2 separate regions of the Homo sapiens genome follow, and region 1 is linked to region 2. The links are chromatin loops, found by intact Hi-C in ENCODE. Cell type or tissue: heart left ventricle. All regions are shown on one strand. Each heading gives the region's core, and the rest is flanking DNA. Links, peaks and the distances in the headings are about the cores only.

Region 1 (8,344 bases), core at 132-8,131, 370 kb before region 2:
TCAAGCAATTCTCCTGCCTCAGCCTCCCGAGTAGCTAGGATTACACGTATGCACCACCACGCCCGGCTAATTTTGTACTTTTAACAGAGATGGGATTTCTCCGTGTTGGTTAGGCTGGTCTCAAACTGCCGACCTCAGGTGATCCGCCCACCTCGGCCTCCCACAGTGCTGGGATTATAAGTGTGAGCCACCGCGCCCAGCAACACAACTAAATTTAAACATCAGTACTTTATCTTATTTTATACCTGTACTTTAAGTAAGGTTTTAATTTGAAATATCATTATTTCCTTATCTGAAGGAATAAAGGAAACAGGAACCCAGTGGAAGGATAGTTTGGGAAGAACTCTTCGTGATGGCAGCTCAATCAATTTGGCTCCAGTATAGTTGTGATTCGCTTGAGATTTAAAAAGTAAGCTGGGGCCCAGGCGCGGTGGCTCATACCTGTAATCCCAGCACTTTGAGACGCCAAAGCAGGCGGACCGCTTCAGGTCAGGAGTTCAAGACCAGGCTGGCCAATATGGTGAAACCATGTCTATTAAAAATACCAAAAGTGTCCAGGCATGGTGGCAGGCACTTGTAGTCCCAGCTACTCAGGAGGCTGAGGCAGGAGAATCTCTTGAACCTGAGAGGCGGAGGTTGAAGTGAGCCGAGTTGGCACCAGTGCACTCCAGTGTGGGCGATAGTGTGAGACCCTGTCTCAAAAAAAAAAAAAAAAAAAAAGTAAGCTGGGACCTGATAAGCTAGAGCTCCAATTTTGATTATTTGGGAAATTTTTATTCTTCCCCCCATTTTGCATGACCTGTTATGCAGCTGCTAATTAATTCCACCCACATCCTCTTTCTTTTTTCTTATGAACCATCTTCTGGGAATTCTGATCCTTGGTCTTCTATTAAGTTGCTTTTGGTTCTTACTAATATTTCTAGATTGAGGGGCTAGAATGTTATACCTGTCTCCACCACCCATCTTCAGCTTTTTTGTCACTTTTCGGTCAGCTTTTTAGAGAGCAGGGTTTCCAATACCTGTCCTCTTCCTTGCTGCCAAGCTCAAGATAATAGATGTTACTTTCTGATGGATCCTTTCCTTTGTCTCAGTATAGAAGTTCTCATAGGTCGATCTGCTAAATGCAGCCTAGGAGCTGAGGCCAATATCTGAGTTTCCTCAGTACACAAGTCTGAGATAAGTCCTAGCAACCTCAAGCTCAGAACTATGGCGGCAGCAGCTCCCTCTCCATGTCAAAGCCTTCCTGCCTTTCCAGGGAGAGGCATGGACCAAAGCCCATGGGCACTGAGGAGTGAACTGCTGCCCACCCTGGTGTGTGCAACCCTACCTCCTCCTTCTGCCTCTACTGACCTGATATTTCTTTAGAAATACAGTTCTTTCTGAAATTTTGTAGCCTTTCAGTCTATTCAATGCCACATGTGAGAAACCATAGCCAAAGATAGTATGGACTCATAATATTAATGTCTGAGAAATATTGTTTCCTGGTCACAGGTCTTCATTTTTCACACATAGTCTTTCCTTTTACCTTCTGTCATCAGCAATGTGAAATCACACATTTGGAGGAAAAGCAACACCCTTTAATCTCTATTTACCAGCAGGTGTGCCTCTTTTGTCCAGCAGAGACCTGGAAGAGAGAGCTGGGAACCCAATACCAGCCCCTGCTAGGGCTGCTGCTTCAGCTCTGACGTGAAAGGCTTCAGTTTAAGGTAGGAAAGCAATGTGTTTTCTTCACAAAGCTGGTAGACTCTTATCATATAGGCTTCTCAGACATCTTAGATTGCAGGCCACAGGCCCACACCTGCTCTCTTAGCTGTCAGAATGACTAGCTTTAGTATGAATTCATTTCTTTCAAGTAGGACTTTGCAAAACTCAGCAATAAGAAACACGCACATTTTAAATTTTTCTATTACTTCCCTTGATGCTGCAGCTACAATAAGCACAAAAATATAAATATTTAATAACCACATTAAAAAGGTCATCAACTTCGCAGCTTGTAATGGGTGAGACCTGTCTACTTCTCTACCTTGTATTCCTGGAGATTTCACATTTTTATTCCTTTTACTTGCAATATCCCACTTTCAGGTACCCCATTTTGCATCAGAGGAGAGGGTGCAGGCAAGCAGTAGAAAACCCACTACAGTGGCTTAACCAGATGAGGTTTTTTTTAGTCTGTGTAGGCTGCTGTAACTAAATACTCTAGACTGGGTGACTTACACAACAGAAATTTATTTCCCACCGTTCTGGAGGCTAGGGAGTCTAAGATTAAGGCGCTGCTCTTTTCAGTTCCTCAGATCTCTTTTTCTTCTTCTAAGACCACCAGTCTGATCAGATTAGGTCCCACCCCTATGACCCATTTAACCTTAAATACTTCCAAAAGGACCTATCTTCAGTCACATGAGGGGTTAAGACTCCACATAAATTTTGTGGGGACAAAATTCAGTCTATAATGGCTTTCTTTAGGCAGACAGAGAGTCCAGAGCTAGGGTAGTAAGTCCATGAAGCCATTGCTGTTCCAGGCTCCATCTGCCTCCCTACCTTCCTGTCTTTAGCATGTAGCTTCTGTTCTAATGGCCACAGGATGCCTATTTTACATTTGCCCACGTTACTGGTAGAAAGTATGAAGAAGAATTGCATGTTTATCAGGAAGCAAAACTTTTCCCCAGAAATTCCCAGCAGACTGTTGTTATCGACATTCCATTGATGAGAACTGTTTCATGCAGAGGCCCGTAACTGAAGGGCATGGGGTGCTAGTTGAGTTTTGTAGCTTGGGACAATTTTTCTTGGAACAAAATTTGAATGCTGTTAGTAAAGGGGAAGAGGCTAATAGATATTGGGAAGATAAATCTCAGGGTTTGTTATAGGGTTCCTCCAGATAGGCTGATTATAACACTCACAAGCATTATTCAGTACAATTAAAATAAATCAGGAGCGGGGAAGGCTCCTAATATTCTGGATTTATAAGTCTTTGAAATTTTAGTTTAATCCACAGAATTCTTTTAAAGTTTCCTCCAAAACATTTTTTTTCTGTATTTCTATTCTCCACAAATATTTTTTTCTGCATCAGAACACAATTTGATTGAACACTAACTCTGATATTCAGAGACAGCATCAGATTTTGGTCACTAGTACTAGTCTTTATGTAAGAACCAAGATTCCTTGGAGGATAGCGGAATCCACGTATTGGACCCAGAAAAATTATGTTTCGCTGAAGTGAATGATAAACCGCTTCTGGGCAGAAGCACTCTTACTCTCTCGGAGTCCTCAGCATCTCAGGAATGAGCTGCAATACCACATTGTGCCAGTAGATGACGACACCATCTAACATGTGAGGACTCCTTACCCGAAATCCCTTAAATTTCAAGCATCGAATTAGAAATTATTTTCTGTTATCAAGTATGTTAGTTTGACTTCCTACCAGTTGATTTTAGAAATGAGAAACATATATTGAAATAGTAACATTAAATATCAGAATTTGGTGTGTATTTGTCTTTCAATTAGTGGTAATTTCTGCAAAATGAAAATCATCTTCAAGGCAATGCAAATGATTTATTATAGGCGAGCACAAGTTTCCAGGTGAACCAACTGTTTTGTGAAGGAGCCAGAGGAAAACTGATTAGATGAGTTTAACTGTTGTGGCCACAAAGTCTTATGGCAGCCACTGGTTTTCAATCTTGACTGAATATTGAAATATATTTGTACTAACTGCCCAGATTATATTGAAATAATGTAGGCAGTTAAAAAAATACCTGTCTGGTTCTTAACTCAAAAAACGCTCATTTAATTGGTCTACAGTACGGTCTGAGAGTCAAGCCTTTTAAACGCTTCCCAGGTGATTCTATTTTGCAGCCCATATTGAGAACACCTGCCCTTGGCTTAAGGCTCCCATCACCCCATGTTGCAATTAGTTGCTTAAACGGGCCGATCTCACCCAAATACAGAGTTGGTGATTATCTACCAGGTGTAATCTGTGAAACTAGGAAGGCCCCTGCTCCTCCTTAGGAAAAAAACCATGGTGTCTGCACATCTACCATCATGAATGCATTTCTTCGTTGCACAGATAGATGGTAAAACAAACCAATCACAAACTAACAGAAAAATTCAGGAGAATCACACTCTGAGCTTTATTCAACATTGCTATTAATTTGTTTTAATTGTGTTTCAATGAATGTTCTTTGTGTGAAAGGGACATAAGGGAAGAGAGTTTTGGAGTTTGACCATGTCGAGGAAGAAGTGAGCAAATGCTAAAGATTTGGGCATGGCTCGAAGAGGATAGGCTCAGTAGGACCCAAAGATCAAGTTGTGGGGCCACTGGGGAGCTCAACAGACAGAATACGTTACAGAACACAGGGAGACAATATAATCACTTCTTTAGTTAATCCTCAAAACAGCCCTACAAGAGAATACTAGCATTCTTTCTTTCTTTTTTTTTTTAATTTTACTTTAAGTTCTGGGATACATGTGCAGAATGTGCAGGTTTGTTACACAGGTATACATTTGCTGCACCTATCAACCCATCATCTAGGTTTTAAGCCCCGCATGCATCAGATATTTGTCTTAATGCTCTCTCTCCCCTTGCCCCCCACTCCTCGACAGGCCCCGGTGTGTGGTGTGTGATGTTCTCCTCCCTGTGTCCATGTGTTCTCATTGTTCAGCTCCCAATGAGTGAGAACATGTGGTGTTTGGTTTTCTGTTCCTGTGTTGGTTTGCTGAGAATGATGGCTCCCAGCTTCATCCATGTCCCTGCAAAGGACGTTAACTCATTCTTTTTATGGCTGCATGGAATACATATAGTATTCCATGGTGTATATGTGAAATACTGGCATTATGTCTACATCACATATAAGGCAACCCAAAAAACAAGAGTGTGTTTCAATAACTTGGCCAAGGTCACTGTACTAGTCCATTTTTATGCTGCTATAAAGAACTGCCTGAGACTGGGTAAATCATAAACGAAAGAGGTTTAATTGACTCACAGCTCCAAAGAGCTGTAGAGGCCTCAGAAAATTTACATCAGGGCAGAAGGAAAAAGCAAACACGTCCTTATTCACATGGTGGCAGTAAAGAGAAGAATGAGAACTGAGTGAAGGGGGAAGACCCTTATATATCCATCAGATCTTATGGGAACTTACTATCACAAGAACGGCATGGGGGAAACCGCCTCCGTGATTCAATTACCTTCCACTTGGTCCCTCACATCGCACGTGGGGATTACAGAAACTATAAAATGAGATTTGGCTGGGGACGCAGACAATCCATATCAATCGCTTAACTGGTAAGTGGCAGAGCTGCACCATTTGGGGTTCCAACCAATGCATTTCACCCTTCTCATTCATGTTTGCTGCCCTTATGAACTGAATGCCTCCAAGTCCGTTAGCTATATTTCCTTATTTATTATTTGGAAATGTTAATGCCCCTACATCTTAGAGTTGTACTGAGAAATACAAGGTACAACATATTTAAAAGTGCTCAGAGCACAGCACGAAGGTCACACTGTTTAGATCCCAGTGCGGTGCGTCCTGTTATTATCTTTCTGACACTTAGACATTACTGCCTCTCTAGACTCATTGCTATGATCTGAATATTTTGTCTTCCCAAAATACATATGTGAAATCTTTATTTTATTTTATTTTATTTTATTTTACCTTTTCTATGTTTAGATATTTAAAAAAAATTTTCCATAAGACATTGGGGTACAGATGGTATTTGGTTACAGGAGTAAGTTCTTTAGTGGTGATTTGTGAGATTTTGGTGCACCCATCACACAAGCAGTACACACTGCACTTTATTTGTAGTCTTGTATGCTTCGTCCCTCTCCCACTCTTCCTCCCAAGTTTCCAATGTCCATTGTATCATTCTTATGACTTTGCATCCTCATAGCTTGACTCCCACATATCAGTGAGAACATGCGATGTTTGGTTTTCCATTCCTGTGTTACTTCACTTAGAATACATATGTTGATATCTTAATCCTCAAAGTTATGGTATTAGGAGCTGGAGCCTTTGGGAGATGACTAGGTCCTTAGTGCAGAGCACCCTCATCAATGGAATTAGTGCCTTTATAAAAGAGGCCCCAGAAAAGCAAAATGGGTAACTGAGATGATGAATATGTTGATACATTCATCTGTTCCCTGTAGTAACCATCTTACTATATATGTATCCTACAACATCATGTTGTATGACTTAAATGTGCACAATAAAATTGTTTTTTTAAAAAAGAAATAGTTCCATTCAAATAAATAATTTGTATTAAGTAAATATAAAAGGCCTCAGAGAGCTGCTTTGTTCCTTTCGCCATTTGAGGACATAGCTAGAAGGTGCTGTCTATGAATTAGAAAGCCCTTACCAGACACTGAATCTGTTGACACCTTGATCTTAGACTTCCCAGCTTCTAAAACCATGAGAAACTAATTTCTATTGTTTATAAGCCACCCAGTTTATTTTGTTATAGCAGCCTGCACATACTAAGACACCCAGAAAACCTCCAAAAATTTTAAACCACTTAAATAATATGATTATTTAAACAAAGAAAAGCATGAGCAAAAAGTCTGAAAATTTTATTCATTCACTTATTAGGCAAACATTTAATAAAAATCTGATATATACTAGCTATTGCAGTAAGGATACAGAGTTAAAAGAGTCATAGATTCCACCTGATATGGTTCAGCTGTGTCCCCACCCGAATCTCATCTTGAATTGCAATTCTCATAGTCCCCATGTGTCAGGGGAGGAACCCAGTGGAAGGTAATTGAATCATGGAAGTGCTTACCCCCATACTTCTGTTTTCATGATAGTGAATGAGTTCTCACAAGATCTGAATGGTTTTAAAGGGACTTTACCCCGCTTTACTTGGCTCTTCCTCCTGCTGCCATGTGAATAAGGACAAGTTTGCTTCCCCTTCTGCCATGATTGTAAGTTTCCTGAGGCCTTCCCAGCCATGTGGAACTGTAAGTCAATTAAACCTCTCTCCTTTATAAATTACCCAGTATTGGGTAGTTCTTTACAGCAGTGTGAGAAGAGATTAATACACTACCTACAAGGAGCTTATAGTAATAGCTCAGGCAAATGAATACATTGTAATTTCAGAATGGTGGTATAAAATAACATATTTTCTAATACATCTGATATACTACTGTGTTAATCAGCATTCTCTAGAGGTACAGAATTAATAGGAGATATATATATATATAATAGGATATATATATAATAGAATATATATATATATGTGCGTTTATTAAGGAGTATTAACTCACATGATCACAACTCAAGTCCCACGATAGGCCATCTACAAGCTAAGGAGCAAGTAAGCCAGTCTGAGTCCCAAAGCTGAAGAACTTGGAGTCTGATGTTTGAGGGCAGAAAGCATCCAGCATGAGGGAAAGATGTAGGCTCAGAGGCTAAGCCAGTCTAATCTCTCCATGTTCTTCTGCCTGCTTTTATTCTGGCCACACTGGCAGCTGGTTAGATGGTGCCCACACAGATTGAGGGTGTGTCTGCCTCTCCCGTCCACTGACTCAAATGTTAATCTCCTTTGGCAACACCCTCACAGACACACCAGGAACAATACTTCGCATTCTTAAATCCAATCAAGTTGACATTCAATATTAACCATCACAACTATTCAGAGTAACTCATAATAACTAAGGTTTATTGAGTACTTACTATGTGCCAGACATTGTGCTCCATGCTTTATGGTTTCAAATTAATCCTCAGAAGTTCCTTATGAAGTAGGTGTCCACAATATTTCCACACAGAAATGAGAAAACGAAAGCACAGAAAGGTAAAATAACTTGTTGAAGTTCTTACAGCTAGGAAAGGGTAAAAACACATCTGGATCTAGACAATCTGACTCCAGAACCTGGAAAGAAGCATCTAAGTGATCCTGGGAGGATCCATGTGAGATGCTAGGAGGCCATGAGCTTTGAATATATGCATATTTTCATTTTTAAAGCGCTCAAACAAGTTTGTGTATTGAAATCCTGTGATATAAGTGTTTGCTATCTTCATTTTAGTATTTGTTGAAGCATTTGTTATCTTAATTTTGCATTGATTCTTCCACATCCACATCTGAGAAATGATAAAAAGGAGCTGTGGTGTGGGAAGCCCCTAGAGCTACAATATAAGCACTAAAAGAATCATAAAGGTCAAGGTCATAAATGGAATGTTTATGACTAACATAGATGTTAGGTGCCTCAATGAAGAGTTTAAAATTGATGCCAAATTCAGTTTCAGGCCCTGATATGAGCTCTGATAAGGTGGGGTGATGGTGGGATGGGTGATTCTCTGTGTCTATTGTGCAGTCTGTGCCTAACGGACTGGTCCATGTGCTGTGCTTTAGGACCTTTGGT
Region 2 (8,344 bases), core at 290-8,289:
ACTACTCTCAAATGGTCGTTGTCACTTTCCAATGGCCAGCCACTACGCTCCTCATCTTCAAGGCTCTCATCTCCTTGGCAAAACTTCTTGAACCACCATTGCACTGTACATTCATTAGCAGTTCTCAGACCAAATGCATTGTTGATGTTGTGAGTTGTCTTTATGACCCATTTCGAACTCAAATAAGAATATTGCTTGAATTTGCTTTTTGTCTAACATCATTTCCATAGTCTAAAATAAACATAAAATAAACAGCAAGTAATAAGTCACTAGCAAAAAACATAAAGCGAGAAATGTCCATTAAAATGATATATAATATAATCACATTTATTTAAGAATGCATTGCAATATCAAACAGCAAATTCCAACAATGCAAAAACCACAATGATGTTTGCACCAACCTAATAATTCAAAAGGACAAAACATTTTGAGACTAAGAGAATTCCTTGAAAAGTAATGTGAATTATATAAATCTTGCTCTTCCTTATATATAATTGCTTTAGAAAATATTTTCCTTGGCTTCCTTTTATCATCTGTGATGAAACCTCTTTTGAGTAATTAGAAAACATTACTGCTTGACAAATAAGCACAAATGCTGAGAAAATAGGTATTTTAAAGATAAATGTGAAGATTCAATTTTATCTAGAAATGCTACTACTTTAAAGATAGAAATTGATTTTAATTCTCCCAAAATCAGTGGCTAAGTGTGATAGATTCTTCCATTTTACTATTTCTTCCATCCATTCTGACATCTCCATTCATCTGCTGCTACCACAGCCTCATTTTTAAGCATTATATTACAATCCTAATGGTATGGAACAGATTTTGCTACTTCCAGTCCTTCTCAGCCCAAATCCGTCTTCTATAGTAGTTCCTGACTAATTTTCCTAAATCATTGTTTCCGTGAGGCCAATCCTCTCCCACAGACTAATGATCTACAGTGTAGTTTATTAAAAGCATTATGGAAACTTGCCTCAAGTTAGAAAGAGCTTAGATGTCCAACAATAGAGTATTGTTAATATAATTTGGGGTATCAATAAAGTAAAATTATATACAGTCGTTAAGAATATGTTATAGAAAAAATATTGATCTGAAGAAAATATTTGCAAATTATTGAATATAAACATGAAACAAGGCATGTAACAGTATATATAAATTCTAGAGAAGGAACTATATACTCTTTGATTCAAAACTTTTGTTTCTGAGACTTTTAAGAAAATAAAAAAGAAAGGGTAAAAAGAACCCAAGTTCATCTTCATCTAAGAATTGTTTTTAGTAGCATAAAAATTAGAAACTGCAAGTCCAAAAATACGTGATTAAATTTCCATTTCCAATCAAGAAGCCTGACAAAAGACATTCAAAGTATATTATCTGACCACAATAGAATTAAATTAGAAATCAGTAAAGTAATCTGGACAAAACTCAAATATTTAGAAAGAAAATTACACACTGCTAAATAACCCATGAGTCAAAAAAGAAATAAACAAAAAATTAAGATTTTTAAAAACTGAATGAAAATAAAAAAGACATATGAAAATCTATTGTTTACGACTAAGGCAGTAATCATAAGGAAATTTTTGCTCTAAATATCTAAATTAAAAAAGAAGAAGTCTCAAGTCAATGACATCAGCTTCCACCTTAAGAAAAAAGAATTTCAAGTTCCTTAAAAGATACAAACTATTCTACTAAGCTCATTCATGAAGAAATAGATAACCTGAAGAGCACTATATCAATGAATGAAATTAAATTTAGAGCTTTAAAACTTTCCACGAAAATTCCATTTTCAGATGTCTTCACTGGTGAATTCTATGAAACATTTAAGGACGAAATAATAGCCTTGCAACCCAAACTCTTCCAGAAAATTGAAGTCTTCCCAACTCATTCCACGAGGCCAGCATTATTACATTAAAGCCAGAAAAAGATATTATAAGAAAACTACAGAACGTTATTCCTCACGAACGGAGAGACAACAATTCTTACCAAATTATAACAAATAAAATAATAAACAATTTATTAAAAGGATAATACATCATGACCAAGTCGGGTTTATCTCAGGGATGCAAGGTTAATTTAACATTTGAAAAACAATCAATGTAATTCACCATGTTGACAGACTGGGGAAAAAAAAAAAAGAGATGACGAAAAAGCATTTGACAAATGCCCAAAATCTAATCCCAATAAAAACAGTCAGCAAAATAGGAATAAAAGGAACAACCCCAACCTGATCAAGGGCATCTACGAAACTGTACTGTTAGCGTCTTATTAATGATGAAAGATGAAATGTTTTCCCCTAATATGAGGAAACAGGCAAGGATGTCTACTCTCTCCCTTCTATTCAACATTGTCCTGGAGGCTTTAGCCAGTCCAGCCAGTCAAGAAAAAGAAATAAGAGATATCCAGATTGGACATAAGAAAATAAAATTTTCTTTATCCACAGATGAAACGATCATCTACCTAGAAAACCCTATGGAATTTATATATATGTATTACATCTAATAAGTGAGTTTAACAAAGTTGGGAGATGCAAGATCAATATAAAAAATCAAGTCTGTTTCTATATACTAGGTACATACATACATACATAATTAAAATTAACATAATACCATTTATACTGGCATAAAAACATGCCATTAAATATGCATATTAGGGATAAATATGAAAAAAATGAACATGGCCTGTATATTGCAAACTAGCAAACATAATGAGAGAAATTAAAGTCTAAGTAAATAGAGATAAATGGCATGTGTTTGGATAAACATGACTAAAATATCAATTCTCCCTATTTGATCTACAGATATAATGAAATCCCAATTAAAATCTCAGCAGGCTCATCTGTAGATGTTGACAGCTAACTCTAAAATTCATGTGGAAATGCAAAGGGCATAGAATAGCCAAAACAACTTTTAAAAAGAAGAACTAAGTTATCTAACTTTTACTTCCTGTCTTCACATCTTGGTATAAAGTTACATTGATCAAAATTATGATATTCAATCAAGATAGACAAATAGGTCAATGAAATAGCCCAGCAATAGACCTATACTTACATAATTAACTGATTTTCAACAAAGACATAAAGGCAATTTAAAAATATGAGATCGTATAAATTATTTTGTATAGGATGCAGGTATTAAATTTTGCTATAAAAATGCACATGTCAACATATCGAGATTTTCCTGATATATTAAGAGAAGAGTATAGGGTCTTAAACAGTAGGTAAATTATTATTCTATTTTTTAACGGGATCTATATTTTTTCAAAAGGATGCATATATACACATACACATATACAATAAAAATAATAGTAAGAGCCTAGAATTTTTATAATTTTAGTTTTGCTTTTAGTGTTTTTGCTTCTATTTTGTTATTTATTTATAATAGACATGTACTATAATAAATGACAAAACCGAAACATTAAAATACTCTATAATTATTATATAAAATACAGTAAATATTGTTTTGGGGGAAAATTTATGTGTGTGGTATGAAGACTGAAAGATATATTCCAAATATTAACAAAGAGAGAGTTACAGATAGTCTTTTAGCTTTGTGTCTTCCTTGGTTTCCAAATATTTCACAGTGGGCACACTTGCTTTGAAAAATTATAAAGGCTATAAATATCATTTTTAAACTCTCAATAGTTCCATATAACCGTTGAGCTAAAGATCTAACTTCTTCATCTGACATGAAGATCGTACATGAACAACATGGCCCAATCTGACCTTCCTGCCTTTCCTCTGTCCCCACGCGAGTGCCCCCATTCTCCGCCTCATCACATCCTTCTGCTGACTCACCCACACTTCCTCTCCTCACTCCATTGCATTGCTGCCTCCACCCATCCTGCCGTCCGCTCGTACTTGGGCTGTGCTTCCCCCTCTGTGTCTGCCCACGTCACACCAACCTTTGAAGTCAAGTTCCTGCTGTCTGAAATTCTTCTGAGAAATGCCTTTATCAAGTTCCATCTCTAAATTCCTAGGGTTCTTCTGTCTCTCCCACGTGTTTGAAACCTAACCATATATGAGTTAAAGTATAAGCAAGTTTGAGATTGCAGGAGAGCCTATTTGATTCCACTGCCGTAATTGTACTTGATGTACATATTTACCCTATGCTAAAGAGGCTTAAGATTCTAGAACTGGATTGTTGGATCTTAAATCTTGGCTTTATAGAAAAGAACAAGATCATGTCTTTGCGGGAACATGGGTGGAGCTGGAGACCATTATCTTTAGCAAACTAATGCAGGAACAGAAAACCAAATACCACACGTTCTTACTTATAAGCTAAATGATACAAACCCATGGATACAAAAAGAAAGGAACAACAGACACTGGGGCCTACTTGAGGGTGAAGGTTGGGAGGAGGGAGAGGAACAGAAAAAATAACTATTGGATACCGGGCATAGTACCTGGCTGATGAAATAATCTGTACAACAAACCCCTGTGACCCGAGTTTACCTATGTAACAGACTTGCACATGTACCCCCGAACCTAAAATAAAAGTTAATCAAACAGGAAAAAAAAATCTTTTTCTTTTTTTTTTTTTTTTGAAAAGGAGTCTTGCTCTGTCGCCCAGGCTGGAGTGCAGTGGCGCGATCTTGGCTCACTGAAAGCTCCGCCTCCCGGGTTCACGCCATTCTCCTGCCTCAGCCTCCCGAGTAGCTGGGACTACAGGCGCCCACCACCACGCCCGGCTAATTTTTTATATTTTTAGTAGAGACGGGGTTTCACCGTGGTCTCGATCTCCTGACCTCGTGATCCGCCTGCCTCGGCCTCCTAAAGTACTGGGATTACAGGCGTGAGCCACCATGCCCGGCCGAAAAAGAATATCTTGATCTTACTAGTTAATAGCTGTTGGTCTTGGGACAAAGTGTTTCACTTCTGTCTTAGATTTCTCTTTTAAGAATTGAGCATAAGAGAATTTATATCATAGAGTTGTTGCAGAGATTAAATAAATACTACCAAAAAGCATTCAGAATATTACCTGGTACATACTAGGCACTCAAATGATGTTAGCTATGCTAATATACCTATTGTTATCATTATCATCATACCTTAAGAACCAAGACTCAGTCATGTGTACATTTGGAGAACCCAGAAGTTTAGAGGCTCTTTAGGAAGCATTCTGAAATTTGGCTTCCTCATGTTTCATCCCCTTAGTTAATCTAAGCTTCCATACGTTATCTCTCTTAAAGAAGTATTTAGATGGCAAATAAAGTATTTAAATAGCAAAATTAATTTAGAGCTAATGTTTTGAGTGAAAATTGAATTTCCAATTGCAAAGCCCAATTTCGGCCACTAGGTGGCTATAAAACACTAGCGCGCTCTCTCTCTCTCTCTCCCTCTCTCTCTCTCTCTCTCTCTCTCTCTCTCTCTCTCTCTCTCTCTCTTTCTATATATATATATATATATATATATATTTTTTTTTTTTTTTTTTTTTTTTTTTTTATGGAGATGGAGTCTTACTCTGTTGCCCAGGCTGGAGTGCAACGGTGCGAGGCTCACTGCAACCTCCGCCTCCCGGGTCCAAGCAGTTCTCCTGTCTCAGCCTTCCGAGTAGCTGGGATTACAGGCACGTGCCACCACACCTGGCAAATTTTTGTATTTTTGGTAGAAACAGGGTTTCACCATATTGGCCAGGCTGGTCTTGAACTCCTGACCTCAGGTGATCTGCCCACCTCGGCCATCTAAAGTGTTGGGATTACAGGCGTAAGCCATTGCGCCCGGCCAACACTAGCTATAATTTTTTAATCACCAAGAAATTTTTGTATTTTAAACAAACGTTCAGTATTGCTTAAGTCATATTTTCTCCTTCAGCAAATAGAAAGACAGGAGAGAAAGCGAACTAGGAGTCACAACTCTTCCTCTTAGAGCCCAAGGGGCTTGTCAGAAGAGGTAGGCAGTGTTTCTGAGGACCTCCATAGCCTGCCTGCACACCCAGACAACAAGAAACCTGGCAAAGGTAGTGTTGTGTAAGAGGTACTGCTTACCTGACATGTGCACTCTGGATACGGCGAATATTGGTCTTTCCACCCCAATGCTACCTAACAATAGATAACTCCAGCCTCCCTCTGGCTAACTGTTCTGTTGGTGGTGGACAGTGAATGCTATAGACTAACACAATTGGGACACAGGCTGAAGCAGGAAGATGAAGGCAGAAGAAAGGCTGGTTGCTGGGGAGGTTGTCAGAGACTCATCCAGCAGCCTGTGCAAGTTTAAGAGAAGGCCTAAGTGCCTATGGGGTCAGTGCTCTAATTTACGAATACAAAATATTTTTAGTCTCTGTATCTGCAGGTCCTAAACGTTTGGGTTTGAATTATAGGGTTGGTGACTGTATTTAAAGTTTTCTGATATATTCTCCTGGAGATGGCTGTCACCAGTCATTTCGTGCTCAGGAATAACTCTGTTTGCATGTGCAGGAAGAATGTCTCTGTAGCTCTTGCTGCTGCCTCTGCCTGGCACAGCTGTAGAGATGGAGAGAGAATCACATTCCATCTCCCTTTTGTTAGAGGAGAGAAGAGAAAGTAACTTCCAGATAGAGACCAAGTCTCCAACTGGTCTAAACGTGGACTCTATTCTTCTTCCTATAATACTACAAAGTGTTCTCTATAAATGAAACTTCTCAGAGGCTTTTTAAAAAATGTGGTAAACTATATAAAACATAAAATTCACCGTTTTAACTATTTTTAAGTGTACAACTTAGTGGTATTTAGTACAAAGTTGTGCAACCATCACCACTATCCATTTTCAGGACTTTTTCATCATCCCAAATAGAAACTCTGTGTGCTAGTTATTAAACAATAGTTCCCCATTCCTCCTTTCCTGAGGGAGGGTTATTTTTAAGCTGTTTTGGTGCCCATAAAGTCGGTGGCTATGTTCACACCTCTTTTTAAGCACTTTAACATTTCATTTATTTAAAGAATATTTACTAGGCAACTCTACTGAATGAAATATTAGGAATAGATTATCCAATAAATACCAATTCTTTTCGCAAAGGAGCTTGCAATGAATTGAGAAAGAGACATAAATAAATGATGTCAGTGCAGTGTGGTGAATGCTATGATAGAGAAAGGCAAAAAGAAAACTGGCAAGAGATCTAGCTTTTGTAGAACACAAACTGTCAGACTGCACCAAGTACTCACCCACTTTGTTTCTCTTCACAACAGTCCTGTGAAGTGGCTACCATTATCACATTTTACAGGTAAAAAATCTGAAACCTCAAATGATCATGCAAGTTGCCCATGGATACTCAGGGTATAGTTTAGAGAGGTCAAGCACTAAACAAATAAGGAGTTATGGGTTCTTAGCCAGGCATGGTGGCACATGCCTGAGGTGGGAGGATCTTTTGAGCACAGGACCTGGAAGCTACAGGGAGCTATGATCGTGCCACTGTACTCTAACCTGGGTGACAGAGCAAGATCTTGTCTCAGGAAAAAAGTTATGGATTCTAATCCATCTAATCCAGACTGTATAATTGACAAACTTCGTGCATTTAGGTTTTTTCCTACAGTTCTGTGGGCCTAATTTCCCTCTATAGAATGGCAGAGCTATACTACTACAAGACGCCTTAGGATTTTTTTCTTCAAGAAGATGGGAAGGAGTGAGTGGACATTGAAGAGTTCTCATCACAGATCTAAAGAAGAAACAAACTGAAGAAAATTCTGCACCTTTAGACTCAGTGTCAGGAGTACCCCAGAACAGAGATCCCATTATGCTGAGTGGAGTGGGGCTTTGGGATCACAGATATGAGACCTCTAAATAAATCTCAGGCATTAAGAACTGCTTTGGAGACAGGCTGGACTTGGTCTGATAAGTTAATATCTTCCACAAAATTTATGTTTTCTGCCTAAATTTTTCGTTATTCTTATTCCCTATTAAGACAGTTAACCAGCTCTACTTTCTAACCCCAGGGAAGGACTGTAGCAGGGTGATTTGTACTCAGAGCTACTTGCCTCACAGACTGTATGCAGGGAACAGAGGGAAATGCAGTACAACAAGAGTGAGAATGTAGATCTTAAATAAGAGTCTTCCAGACTGGGAGGGAGAGAGTAGAAGGCAATGGATGGGATTCTCAGAAGCAGGATCTGAATCCTGGTACTGCCAATGAAGTAGAGGTGAAAAATCTTCAGATACAAATGCACACAAGGCTGCTGTAGGCAGGCAGGATGGTAGCCTCACAGATGTAGCAAATATGTCTAGATCTAGATCTCCACAAATACATAGTAAAATATGATGTTTCCAGGTCTTCACCAATGCTGTGCTTTCTGCTTGGAAAGGTCCCCTCTGTTTGTCTATTTGTTGACTCTCTATTGTCAAAGCAAAATTGTACCACACAAAGTGAAACAGGCAAGGAAG

Evidence for each region. A loop is a pair of places that touch in the nucleus more often than their neighbours do. Peaks named below come from ENCODE experiments on the same cell type or tissue, not always from the same donor. Only the 100,000 strongest peaks of a DNase experiment are listed, where the experiment ranks them.
Region 1: it touches region 2 in a loop (3-fold over the local background); 7 of 110 quality-filtered maps call a loop at or near these places.

Annotation. Positions count from the first base shown.
Region 1 is chr5:111,155,005-111,163,348 of GRCh38, forward strand. It overlaps the pseudogene PNRC2P2. Among named protein-coding and RNA genes, the nearest start is that of CAMK4, 65 kb to the right of the region's middle. RefSeq lists an enhancer at 3,206-3,375. In heart left ventricle, for the core only: a CTCF peak has its summit at 3,297 (motif pointing right); no DNase peak of the experiment used is centred there.
Region 2 is chr5:111,526,624-111,534,967 of GRCh38, forward strand. The region is part of intron 1 of STARD4-AS1 (STARD4 antisense RNA 1); the gene reads left to right. It overlaps LOC124901042 (a long non-coding RNA gene), which reads left to right and starts at 6,686. Exons shown (of 2, transcript XR_007058899.1): 1 at 6,686-8,344. RefSeq lists enhancers at 3,421-4,620, 3,869-3,918. In heart left ventricle, for the core only: CTCF peaks have their summits at 5,275 (motif pointing right) and 5,478; a DNase peak (open chromatin) is centred at 3,838; H3K27ac peaks cover 968 bases.